Linked DNA regions of Homo sapiens: regions 1 and 2 are each linked to region 3. A link is a contact called in ENCODE Hi-C or POLR2A ChIA-PET data. All regions are on one chromosome and are shown on one strand. Each heading gives the region's core, a stretch centred on a gene start or an enhancer-like site at or near the end of the contact. The rest is flanking DNA. Distances are from core to core; before and after follow the strand shown. Region 1 holds the start of LINC02020 (long intergenic non-protein coding RNA 2020). Region 2 holds the start of DGKG (diacylglycerol kinase gamma). Region 3 has its middle 33 kb from the start of LINC02020.

What was found. A loop is a pair of places that touch in the nucleus more often than their neighbours do. ChIA-PET counts read pairs that join two places held with the same protein, here RNA polymerase II (POLR2A). Pooled maps may share reads with other maps.
Region 1: a map of posterior vena cava shows a loop between it and region 3 (35-fold over the local background). The contact joins the promoter of LINC02020 here to the enhancer-like site in region 3. A Hi-C loop is called at or near these places in 4 of 168 maps with a recorded cell type or tissue (CD8-positive, alpha-beta T cell, PC-3, cardiac septum and 1 more) and 4 of 50 pooled maps. POLR2A ChIA-PET finds 5 or more read pairs at or near these places in 2 of 52 experiments (Panc1 and activated CD4-positive, alpha-beta T cell).
Region 2: a map of ascending aorta shows a loop between it and region 3 (4-fold over the local background). The contact joins the promoter of DGKG here to the enhancer-like site in region 3. A Hi-C loop is called at or near these places in 20 of 168 maps with a recorded cell type or tissue (Right ventricle myocardium inferior, aorta, ascending aorta and 12 more), 1 of 37 single-sample maps with no recorded cell type and 15 of 50 pooled maps. POLR2A ChIA-PET finds 5 or more read pairs at or near these places in 2 of 52 experiments (WTC11 and activated CD4-positive, alpha-beta T cell).

The regions. Positions count from the first base shown.
Region 1 is chr3:186,438,976-186,442,402 of GRCh38, reverse strand. It overlaps LINC02020 (long intergenic non-protein coding RNA 2020), which reads right to left and starts at 2,058. Exons shown (of 4, transcript NR_151710.1): 1 at 1,955-2,058; 2 at 1,282-1,421; 3 at 322-558.
Region 2 is chr3:186,360,013-186,363,562 of GRCh38, reverse strand. DGKG (diacylglycerol kinase gamma) reads left to right here and starts at 1,329. Exons shown (of 25, transcript NM_001346.3): 1 at 1,329-1,617. RefSeq lists a silencer at 1,170-1,259 and an enhancer at 2,044-2,561.
Region 3 is chr3:186,405,258-186,408,507 of GRCh38, reverse strand. No RefSeq gene overlaps it. Among named protein-coding and RNA genes, the nearest start is that of LINC02020, 33 kb to the left of the region's middle. Within about 2 kb of position 1,652, at least 15 of the 41 ENCODE cell types and tissues checked have a DNase peak (open chromatin) inside an H3K27ac peak, as active enhancers do; they include ascending aorta, dorsolateral prefrontal cortex, heart left ventricle and 4 more, where a contact is called at or near this core.

The DNA of each region.
Region 1 (3,427 bases), core at 809-3,308, 33 kb before region 3:
ACGTGACATGGTGTCTGGCTCTGTGGGTATCACATTTGGAAGCAGTGCAAATAGGAAAGTGCATGGAAGTACAAGGAGACTGAACTGATAAAAAACTGGGCTGTGGCCAAGACCACATTCATGGAAGAGGAGGAGCTTATTTCATGGCTCCCAACTTATTAGCAGTAGGGATATTTAAAAATATTCAATTAAAAATTTTTCCATTTCTAAGTCCAGATATCTAATGGAATTAAATGCCCATTTTATATGCCCATTTTAGATATTTAGATAATTTAGATAATTAGATGCCCAATTTAGATAATGTTGTAACATAGTCCTTACCTGCAGATAGCCACACAGCTGATGGAGTTAGAAAGAAGTACCTCATTAAAACTGGTAGTCGAGATCAGAACTATGAATTCTGATTATCCCAAACTGAGAAACAAAGTCTTTTAACAATATAATTTTAGGCTAGATGCGGTGGTTCACGCCTGTAATCCCAGCATTTTGGGGAGGCCAAAGTGGGAGGATGGCTTGAGCCCAGGAGTTCCAGAACAGGGCTATAGTGAGAGCCCATCTCTACAAAAAAATTTTAAAAATTAGCTGAGTGTGGTGGCATGTGCCTGTAGTCCCAGCTACTCCAAAGGCTGAGGCAGGAGGATCACTTGAGCTCAGGAGTTCAAGGCTGCAGTGGACCATGATTTTGTATGTATATATATATATATGATTTTATATACAGCATTCTCTGTGTTAAGTGTTACTAAATTTAAAATGCGGAAATACAACCAGTAAAAAACCAACATTAAGAACTTTCTACTGTTTCAACACTGGCAATTTGCTTTCCACAAGACATTGCCACATTAAATTAATGTTGCTGCTTTTATTTTGATCAGTGTTGTAGTTTGTTTGTATTTAATCTAGAAAGTTTATTTGAACTTTATAACTGAACAAAAACCACAGCCATATACTTTTTACTTGTACTGTGATATTATAATAAAAATAATTTAAGTCTACACTGGTAATCTGTGAGAATTATTGGCCCTCTAGAATGAGTGCACATAGGACGCTGATGATGTAGAGAAAGAGAAGGTTGCTAATGGCAAGAATGAGAACGGCATGGTGGTTGGTAGGCATTTTGCGGGCCAGAATGCTCCCTGACAGTGTCCCAAGGGTTTTTCTGTTTCACTGATAGCAAATATTAGACAGATGGGAAGGGCCCCTGCAGATTCAAAGGTACAGCTCACAGTCAGCAATGCTCTTGGGAGGAGTTGGAGACAGGCAAGCAAAGGCAGCCACTGTTACCAGGAGAAGCCAAGTGGGGTGGTATTCCAGGGGCTTGAGAGCAGCGACCAATGTGTGGTGTTGTCCCTCTTATAGGTGGATGACTCAGATCCAGCAGGCCGATCCTTCACCAAGAGCCAGGGCAAGAATTCAAGCAGAACCTGCATATCATATGACTATATTTAACAGTTCTAAATCACAAAGAGTTGAACAACATGCTTTCTATTCTCCTTCCTTGACAAATATATCTTCATAATGATTAGATAGAAAAATACGAGTAAAGTTCAAAGTTTCTAATTGACTGAAAGCTGGCAAAACGTCAACGATGACTGAACATAATTATTATCGCATATACTGGGAATTCTGTTGATGGGCCTGTGGTGTTTGGATGAATAATCAATGAAGATATTAATAATTCATAAATTATATGCTTTTTAAATAACATTTACTTTTTCCTTTATCCTGGCAAAATCAGTAACTATGTCATTGTACTCAAGATTTTCATGTAATTTGTGTTCTAGGGAAAGTAATGATCTAAAGCTGCATTTGTAATATGATATACCATGTAACATATGATATGATATATAAATATGATATGATATAGGATACAATATAATAGCCATAAAATAAATGTGGCTGTTTTAATTTAAATTATAGAAAATTTAAAATTCAGTTCCCCAGTTGTACCAGTCACCTTTCAGACACTCAGTAGTCACAAGTGGCTAGTGGTTACCATATTGGATAGTGTGGATATAGAGCATTTTCATCATTGCTTAAAGTTCTACAGTCATGCACCAAATAATGATGCTTCAGCCAATGGCAGACCACATATACAATGGTGGTCCCATCGGATTCTAATAGAGCTGAAAAATTCCTATTACCTAGTGATAGTGTAGCCATGGTAACATCATAGTGTAATGCATTACTTACATGTATGTGGTTATGCTGGGGTAAACAAATTGACTGCTCTGCCAGTTGTATAATAAAAGTATAGCACATCCAGTTATGTATAGTACATAATACTTGATAATAAATGACTATGGTACTGGTTTATGTATCTACTATACTTTTTGCTGTTATTTTAGTGTACTCTTTCTACTTATGAAAAAAAAGCTAGCTGGAAAACATCCTCAGACAGGTCCTCCAGGAAGGATTCGAGAAGAAGGCATTGTTATCAGAGGAAATGAAGCTCCACGCTTGTTATTGCCCCTGAAGACCTTCCAGTGGGACAGGAGGGGAGGCGGAAGACAGTGATCCTGATGATTCTGACCCCGTGTAGGCCTAGGCTAATGTGTGTATTTGTGTCTTCGTTTTTAACAAAAAAGTTTAAGAAGTAAAAATTAAAAATTTCAAAAATAGAGAAAAGCTTATAAAGTAAGGATATAAAGAAATAAAATATTTTTGTTCCGCTCTACAATGTTTGTGTTTTAAGCCAAGTGTCATTACTAAATAGTCAAAACGTTTTAAAAAAATTTAAAAGTTTATAAAGTAAAAGAGAGTAAGGTAAGGTTAATTTGTTACTGAAGAAATAAAAGTATTTTAAAATAAATTTAGTGTCTTCTAATGGACAGTATTTATAAAGCATAGAGTAGAATACAGTAATGTCCTAGACCTTCACACTCACTCACCACTCACTCACTGACTCACCCAGAGATATTTCCAAGCCTGCAAGTTCAATTCATGGTAAGTGCCTTCTACAGGTGGACTTAAAAACAATCTTTTATGTTGTATATCTACTGCAGCATTTCTGCATTTAGGTATGTTTAGATACACAAATATCATTGCGTTACATTGCCTACATTGTTCAGTACAATAACATGCTGTGCAGGTTGGCAGCCTAGGAGCAATACGCTATACCATATTGCCCAGGTGTGCAGTAGACTACACTCAAGGTTTATGTAAGTACACTCCATAATGTTTGTGCAATGATGGAATTGCCTCACAATGCATTTCTTAGGACATATCTGTCACAAAGCGACATATAACTGTATTAAGTTGCACTGATCTAAAGTATTAAAAATTAAGATATAATTGCATTGAAATTATACCAAATTGAGTATACTTAATAAAAATATAATTGCGGTAAATATGAAAGATAAAAAACTAAAATTATTTTTATATATATTTTCCATAAGTTTTTCTAAAATTTTCAAAATGATTGTTTAGT
Region 2 (3,550 bases), core at 80-2,579, 45 kb after region 3:
GGGTGATAGAATGGATAAGACCCAGAGGATAAGAGGAGTCGCAAACACGGGGTTCTGGTATCAGCTCTGTCTTCATCACTGTGTGGAATCTTAAGGAGATCTCTCAGCTCTGTTTCTCATCTGTCTCACCAGCCTGCCTGCAGATAGCCTAGTATGGACACCACCCAACAGGGTCCTCAGGGCTGTTTGACATTCGTGTTTGAGGCTTCTTCCCCAAATGCACAGACACCCAGAGCCCCTCGGCGCCTCCACACTCTGCGGAAAGCTTTTCTTGGCTGCAGTGCTGGCCCGGGGACCTTCACTGCCCACTGGCAGAAAAGAATTCTCGGCTGTGGAAATGAGTAAACTCCACATATTTTAAAGATGACAGTCTAAACTCCTAATGACTCTAAATGTGGTGTGAAATGGACAGCAGTCATCTTGCTGTGTGACATGCCTGAAATAGTGTCACCACCACCATCACCCCCTCACGTGGACATGCACGTCATGGAAAGAGAAGCAACAAGTCATAGTGCCTTGGCTAATGTAGCTCCCCTATTCCCCCCGACCCCTCACCCCAGCGTCTTTTCTGTGCTCTTCTACATTTTAAAAAAAGAAGAGATCTATTTATTCTGCAGGAATACAGTCCAAGGTCACCTAAAAGCAAAGGAGAATGGGAATTAAACACACCCAGAGACCCGACCCATCCAACAGAGTCCAGCTCAGGCAGGCTGTGCCAGTCTCCACCAGGCTACGAGGGGAAAACCTTTTCGAGTTGAACTGCCACCAATCCACTGCCACCGAAGTCAAGGTTGTCAGAAATGACCCTCTGGACAGGGCTAGTGATTTGGATCCTAGAGATACTGAGTTCCTGGGAAACAAAGAGAACTTGTTGATTTTGTATTTTTATTTTTTCTTCGATTTGGTCGGGATATTACGGTAGCCTTGACCAGAGTTGAGAAAAGGAAACGCCCAGTCGGTATTTATTTGTCAAACAGTTGTCCTTTGCCTCCGGGGTCAGGGGCCCTCTGGTACCCACCACTGTTGCATCCTCTCCACACTCCTAAGCCTGTAACTCCTCCTCCCAAACCGAAGCCCTGTCAGTAAAAAGCGTCCTAATGATGCCCGCGCCCTAGTTGCACCAAAGGGGGTCAGGTTCCCATCGAGCGGATCCACATTCGTGTGTGCGCACGCGTGTGCATGTGTGGAAGCGCGTGTCTGTGTGTGCCGTGTGTGTACGCGCGCGCGCCGGTGTGTGTGGCGGGGGCGGGCTCTGCGCCCGGGGGCAGGGCTCCGCAGTGAGAGTGGCAGCTGGACTTGCCAGGCTGCGAGGGGCAGGGCACAGAGCCGCAGTGCCGTAGTAGCGGGCCACGGAGATAGACAGCTTTGGAGCTGCTGAACTCCGAGCACAGGGTGAAGACCCCGGCGCTACCAACCACAGCCTGGCAGCCTGGTCTCCGCGGCACCCACTGGGGCTGCATCCCCCTCCCCCGAGAGGGCTGCGCAGGCGGGAAGACGCCCAGAGGCCAGCTTCGGTCCCCCTTCTGTCTCTCGGTTCCTCTTTCCTCCCAAGTAAGGGAATAAACCGCGAAGAAGGAGCGCCCCGGGCCACCGCGCAACCAAGTGTTGCCTGGTGAGGTAAGACGGCGGCCGGCGCGGCGGAGGGGGTCCCCGGCTCAGGGAGCACCCGGTGCAGCAACTTGGTAAAGGAGGGCAAAGCGGGAGCCGGTCCCGCGGCCAGGGAAGGGGCTGCAGCCAAAGCCACGGCGCCCACCCCGACAGTTCCACCTGCCACAAAGCCCTGCAGGAAGGGATGCCCCGCTCGAGGGGTGCAGGCTTGGGGAACGCACAGGGTGGGGCTCGGCTCTCTCTGCGACTGAGAGGCCCCCTCAAGCCTCAAAGCTGTGCGGGTGGGAGGCGGCCTTGCTCCAGGCAGTTTGCTAAAGCAACTGGTCGGATTTCCTTCTTCTTCTGGACTTAACCTTGGCTCCTTGATATCCAGTTCGCGCTCCAGGCAGTCCGAGAAGCAGGAGATGCTTTTCCTAATGTCTGGCCGCCAAAGCCTCCGACCGTCCCGCGGGGTTCTAGGACTTTGGGGGCACTCCACAAAGCCCCTGCGCAGGGCGACTTAAAGGGAAGCTGAAGCGAACACGGACACCTCAGAGAATAAAGGAGGGAAGGGTCGAATCTGAGGTTGATCTGTGTAGTCTCAGAGTCACAAGATGTGTCCGTGTGTGTGCTTGTGTCCTGAGGAGTGCGTACCCGGAGTCACCTGTGGTGCTTTCGCAGACTCCACCGGTCCACCTCCCCTTGCCTAGTCTGAGATTTTCTTCGTTTGAACTAGTGGAATAGAATTAGGGGAGGGGGCTGTGGAGTTCTAAAAAGCCCTACAGGTGATTTGACGTGCTGCCCCCATCCCCACCATCACTGCAGTGGAAAGCTTGGGACTAGAGCTAGAACCACCTCCCAGATGGGAGGGATGAGCTGCGGAACTCAGGGTGGCGGTCGAGACCCCTCCCCCAGTCGCCCCCCGCGGCGGGAGCGTCTGCTGCAGCGCGAAGCGATCTGTGGCTGCGCCGCAGTGGTGCCCGGGAGCGCTGTGAACCCGTGGGCGCGCTCTCCCGCGCTGCGCCGCTGCCTCCTCGGACTTCATTAGCATACGATGACCTCTCTGTGGGGAGGAGGGCCTGGGAGGGCTGTTTGTCATTCCTTTATTTTGGGGGCTTGGCGACGACACTTTGGATCTGGAGGTGAACACCAGGGGTCATGATGAGAGACAGTGGTCAGGACACAGGACTGGAAACGACCCCTCTGGTCTGGATGGGGGAATCAACTTTGTTATTTTGGTGCTTGGGATTCTCTGTCTGTAAAATACAGCTGGCAGAGCCACTTGCTGGCACACAGGGCACCCTGGTTGTCAATGAAGGAAATTAGATCATAGAGGGCAAATGTCGAGGTTTGGTCATGAACCCAGGCACAGACACACACCCCTTTATATTTTATGTCCCTCTCACTCTCATTCCAGGCATGTGTCTAACATGGGAAGGTACTTAACTGTTTGTCATATTAAAAGACTACATTTGCTGGAGATTCCATTCCGAATATGAATTATACTCCTTAAATAAAACGGCTGCAACTAAGCCAACTTCCCGGTCGTACTCCTGATCTATGTCTTTTTTGCCAATCACCCTTAACGTTTACACCCAGCACTATAGGCATTACTACAGGTATTTTTCTGGGAGGGGCTTTAGGGTGGGAAGCTAGTAGATGAGTCTTTCCTACCTTAGAATTTTATGGAGTGGTTGGTTCAGATCAACCGAGACATGGGGAGAAAACGACAAACATCAGCGTGTCTTGAAATCTAGACTCTCAGAGATGGGAGTAACTACTAAGATCATCTGTTCCAGCTCCCCCAACTGCTCCAACTCCCCACACAACACCATCAACAGATGGTGAGGATCCCTCCAACCCGGACACTCCCAGAGGCCCAGGCTGTGCATGTGTGAGCCTCTGCGAGGAAAGAACCCAGAAGCCAGCAACTCTCCCCTCTCCTACTGATGGGAGTTGGTGG
Region 3 (3,250 bases), core at 403-2,902:
CTAATTCATTCTCAGTACTTTGGCAAAACTAGGCTTCTGAGTCTGCCAAATTGATACTAGGCTCTGTAACATGAACATTATGAAAATAATGCTAATAAAACTGCTAAAATTATTGAGTGTTTATTCTATGCCAGTCATTGTATTACAGACTTCTAACATATACTCTCTGACTTAATCCTGACCATCGTGTGCAGTGACACCATCAGAGGGGTGAAGTTCTTGCCTAAGTTCACGTGCTCTTAAGTGGTAGCATTTGAACACTGGCCGTGGGACACACCTGGACCTTCAAACATCAGTCATGCTTCTCCTCACTGTCTGTAGTGAATTTCACCTGGGGACACCCCCTCTGGAGTATGTGCCTCCCCCACTAAAATCTTTTGCAAGGTAGTGAAGAAGCCCTGGACTGGGAGACAAGCACCTGGATTTGACTTTTCTGTCTAAAATTTGTTGACTGTGTAGCTTTACTAGTTGTACAGCTTTGAGCAACAAGTCAGTCAGCTTTTTGAGCCTCAGTTTATTTAGTTGTAAAATAGAGGTGGCAATATTTGCTCAATGAATGAGTGAATCCTCTACCTCATCCCTTTTGCAGTTGTTAAAGAAATCAGATAGTGTAGATGGCAACACTTTGCATAATACAAAACATTGCTTGTATTTGAGGGATTATAATTATACAGCCTCAAGTTGCTATTGTGATTGCTTTGGTTTTAAGAGAACAGCACTGCCTCTTTTTCCTTCTGCGCTGAGCCCTGACTTGGGATTTTTCTTTCAAAGGAGTCCCTAAGGTAGTGGCTCTGTCTCAACGAGGACTCCAGGAGGAGTCCGAGTCAGGCTACCCCAAGGAGGTGAGGACCGCAGGCCAGAGACAGGGAGGCAAAGAGGAAGGAGGCATTCATTCCACTTCTGAGGCAAGGGTGGAAAAATGGAAAACCCTCCCAGAGAAGGGAATCCCCTAGGTATTTGTAAGTAGTTGACTGCCCCTGGGATGGGGAGCATCTCCCTTACCTGGCCCTATCTCTAGGTAAACCCTACTTCCTCATGTTGGAGCTCTTTCTGCAGGTGATAATGAAACATCTTGCCTCTGACCCGCCCACTGGGGTTCCCGGCTGAGTAAGACGGCCTGGGATGCTGCCTCCCAAACACAAATTATCCTTAGGTTTCCTGAAATGCCAGCCTTGGGGCTGGACCTCAGAGCCTGGCATCCTCCCTCAAGCTGAAGGCCAATTTGCCCTTCAGTGACCTGGATGCCTGTCCAGGCTCTGGTCACCCCCTGTATGTGTCCACTGGGCCACAGGAGCTCATGTCATTCCCTGAAAAGCCTCAGGCCTCGGCCCTTCTCTTCAGGGAGGCGACCTTCACCCGGGACAGGGCCATCACCCCCTTGTCTTTTGGGCGGAAACTTCAGGCTTCTTAGAACCTTAACTTCAGCTCTTGACCTCTCTAGCTGTTTTCTTTTTCCACTTAAAGGGCAAAAAATCTTTTGCCAGGCTATTTTAGGTGAACTCACTGAAAAAATGAAAAGGCGAGGGGGAGAAGAAAATCAACTTTGGGACGTCATAGCTATTTTTAGCTAGATCTCCTCTCCCTCAAGGACTCAGGCTCTATTTGGGAACCTTGTGTCTTGGTGGGCAGCCAACCTTGTGTTTTTTCCAGAGAGTAATCCCCTGGCGTATGGCAAAGGCTCCTGGTCCTCCTCACTGTTTTTTTGGAGAGCAGTTAGTGACAGCCTGCCGTCAGTTCTGGCTTCCTGCTTGCAGGCCTCCGGCAACTCAGTATCTTTCATACTTTGCAAAGCACTTTGCAGTCGGAACGACTGTCCTGCCTCTACAGGCTTCAGACACATCAGAAAGAGCAACTTTTAGTAAATTAATGAGTTTGTACCCAGGTCACATGTTGTTAGAAAGCATCGTTCATTGTTCGCTATCCTAAGAATCCTGGTTAACCTCAGAACTAAAATCATGTGAAATGTCGCCTGATCCGGGATCCTTGGTCCCACATACGAACCCAGAAAGTCATGCACATTTTTTCATTCAACCAGAAGAGGCAACTTTGGCTTTGAGATGTGTCACCATGAAAATTGGGGGGAAAAACAAACGTAAATCAATGGAATTGAAATCCAGGCCAAGAACCGGACTGAGGAGAGCTGAGTTCAGGTCAGGGAGGCCCAGCACTGGCAGGGGTGAGATTTGGTGTTGGGGGGCAGTCAGGAATGACACAGGGTCCTGACAAAATGGACCATGGACAGACCCGATATCTGCTGGTCCCACTTACTCCCAGAAAGAGCCATCAAGAATGATGAAGTGCTGCTTCCCAATATTTAGTTTAGAAGCCAACAGAGTTAGATGAGATTTCTGAGAATCAGATCTTGCTCATCAATTTGAGGGGTAGCAGATAGAGTACTCAGAAATGCTGAATATTTGACTAAAGAGGGCAATATTTCTTGGGATACACGGGCAGTTTTTCTTTTCTAAAATGGAAGTAGGCTGGGCCTGGTGGCTTATGCCTGTAATCCCAGCACTTTGGGAGGCTGAGGCAGGATGATCACTTGAGGCCAGGAGCTCAAGACCAGCCTAGGCAACATAGCAAGACTCACCCCGTATCTAAACAAGACAAAATAAATAAAACAAAAAAGCCAGATATGGTGGCATGCGCCTGTAGTCCCCACTACTCAGGAGGCTGAGGCAGGAGCATTGCTTGAGCCCAGGAGTTTGAGGCTGCAGTGAGCTATAATTACACCACTGCACCAGCCTGGGTGAAAGAGCAAGACCCTGTTTCAAAAACTAAATAAATAAAATGGAAATGGCTTTTTGCTCTGAGTATAAAAATAATTTACGCGCATTGTGAAGAGAGTGTAAGTCATCCCAAACCTCACCACCCAAAAATAATCACAGTTACTGTTGTGGGGAGGAACATCGAGACATGCGCTTAGATACACACGTCTACAACTGTCCCTAAACAGGTTCACAGAATTCTTCGGGGATGGCTGTGCTTTTATTGTGGGAAAACTACTATCTGCTTCAACTAAATAAGATAGATAGAGAGGCCTAGATTGCCAGCAAGGGGCAGGGGGACAAATTTGTTTTCCTTAACACCGTCTATCACGGTGCAATCATGGGGAAAGTGGCCTGTTTATCTAGAGGGAGCTGCTTTCTTTTGGAAACACACTGATCCCGATTCAGGCCTCCCTTAGTTCTGCATCAGATGAGACCCTGCTCTTGAACTGGGTGGCAGGGGGTACTTGTATTTAACCTTT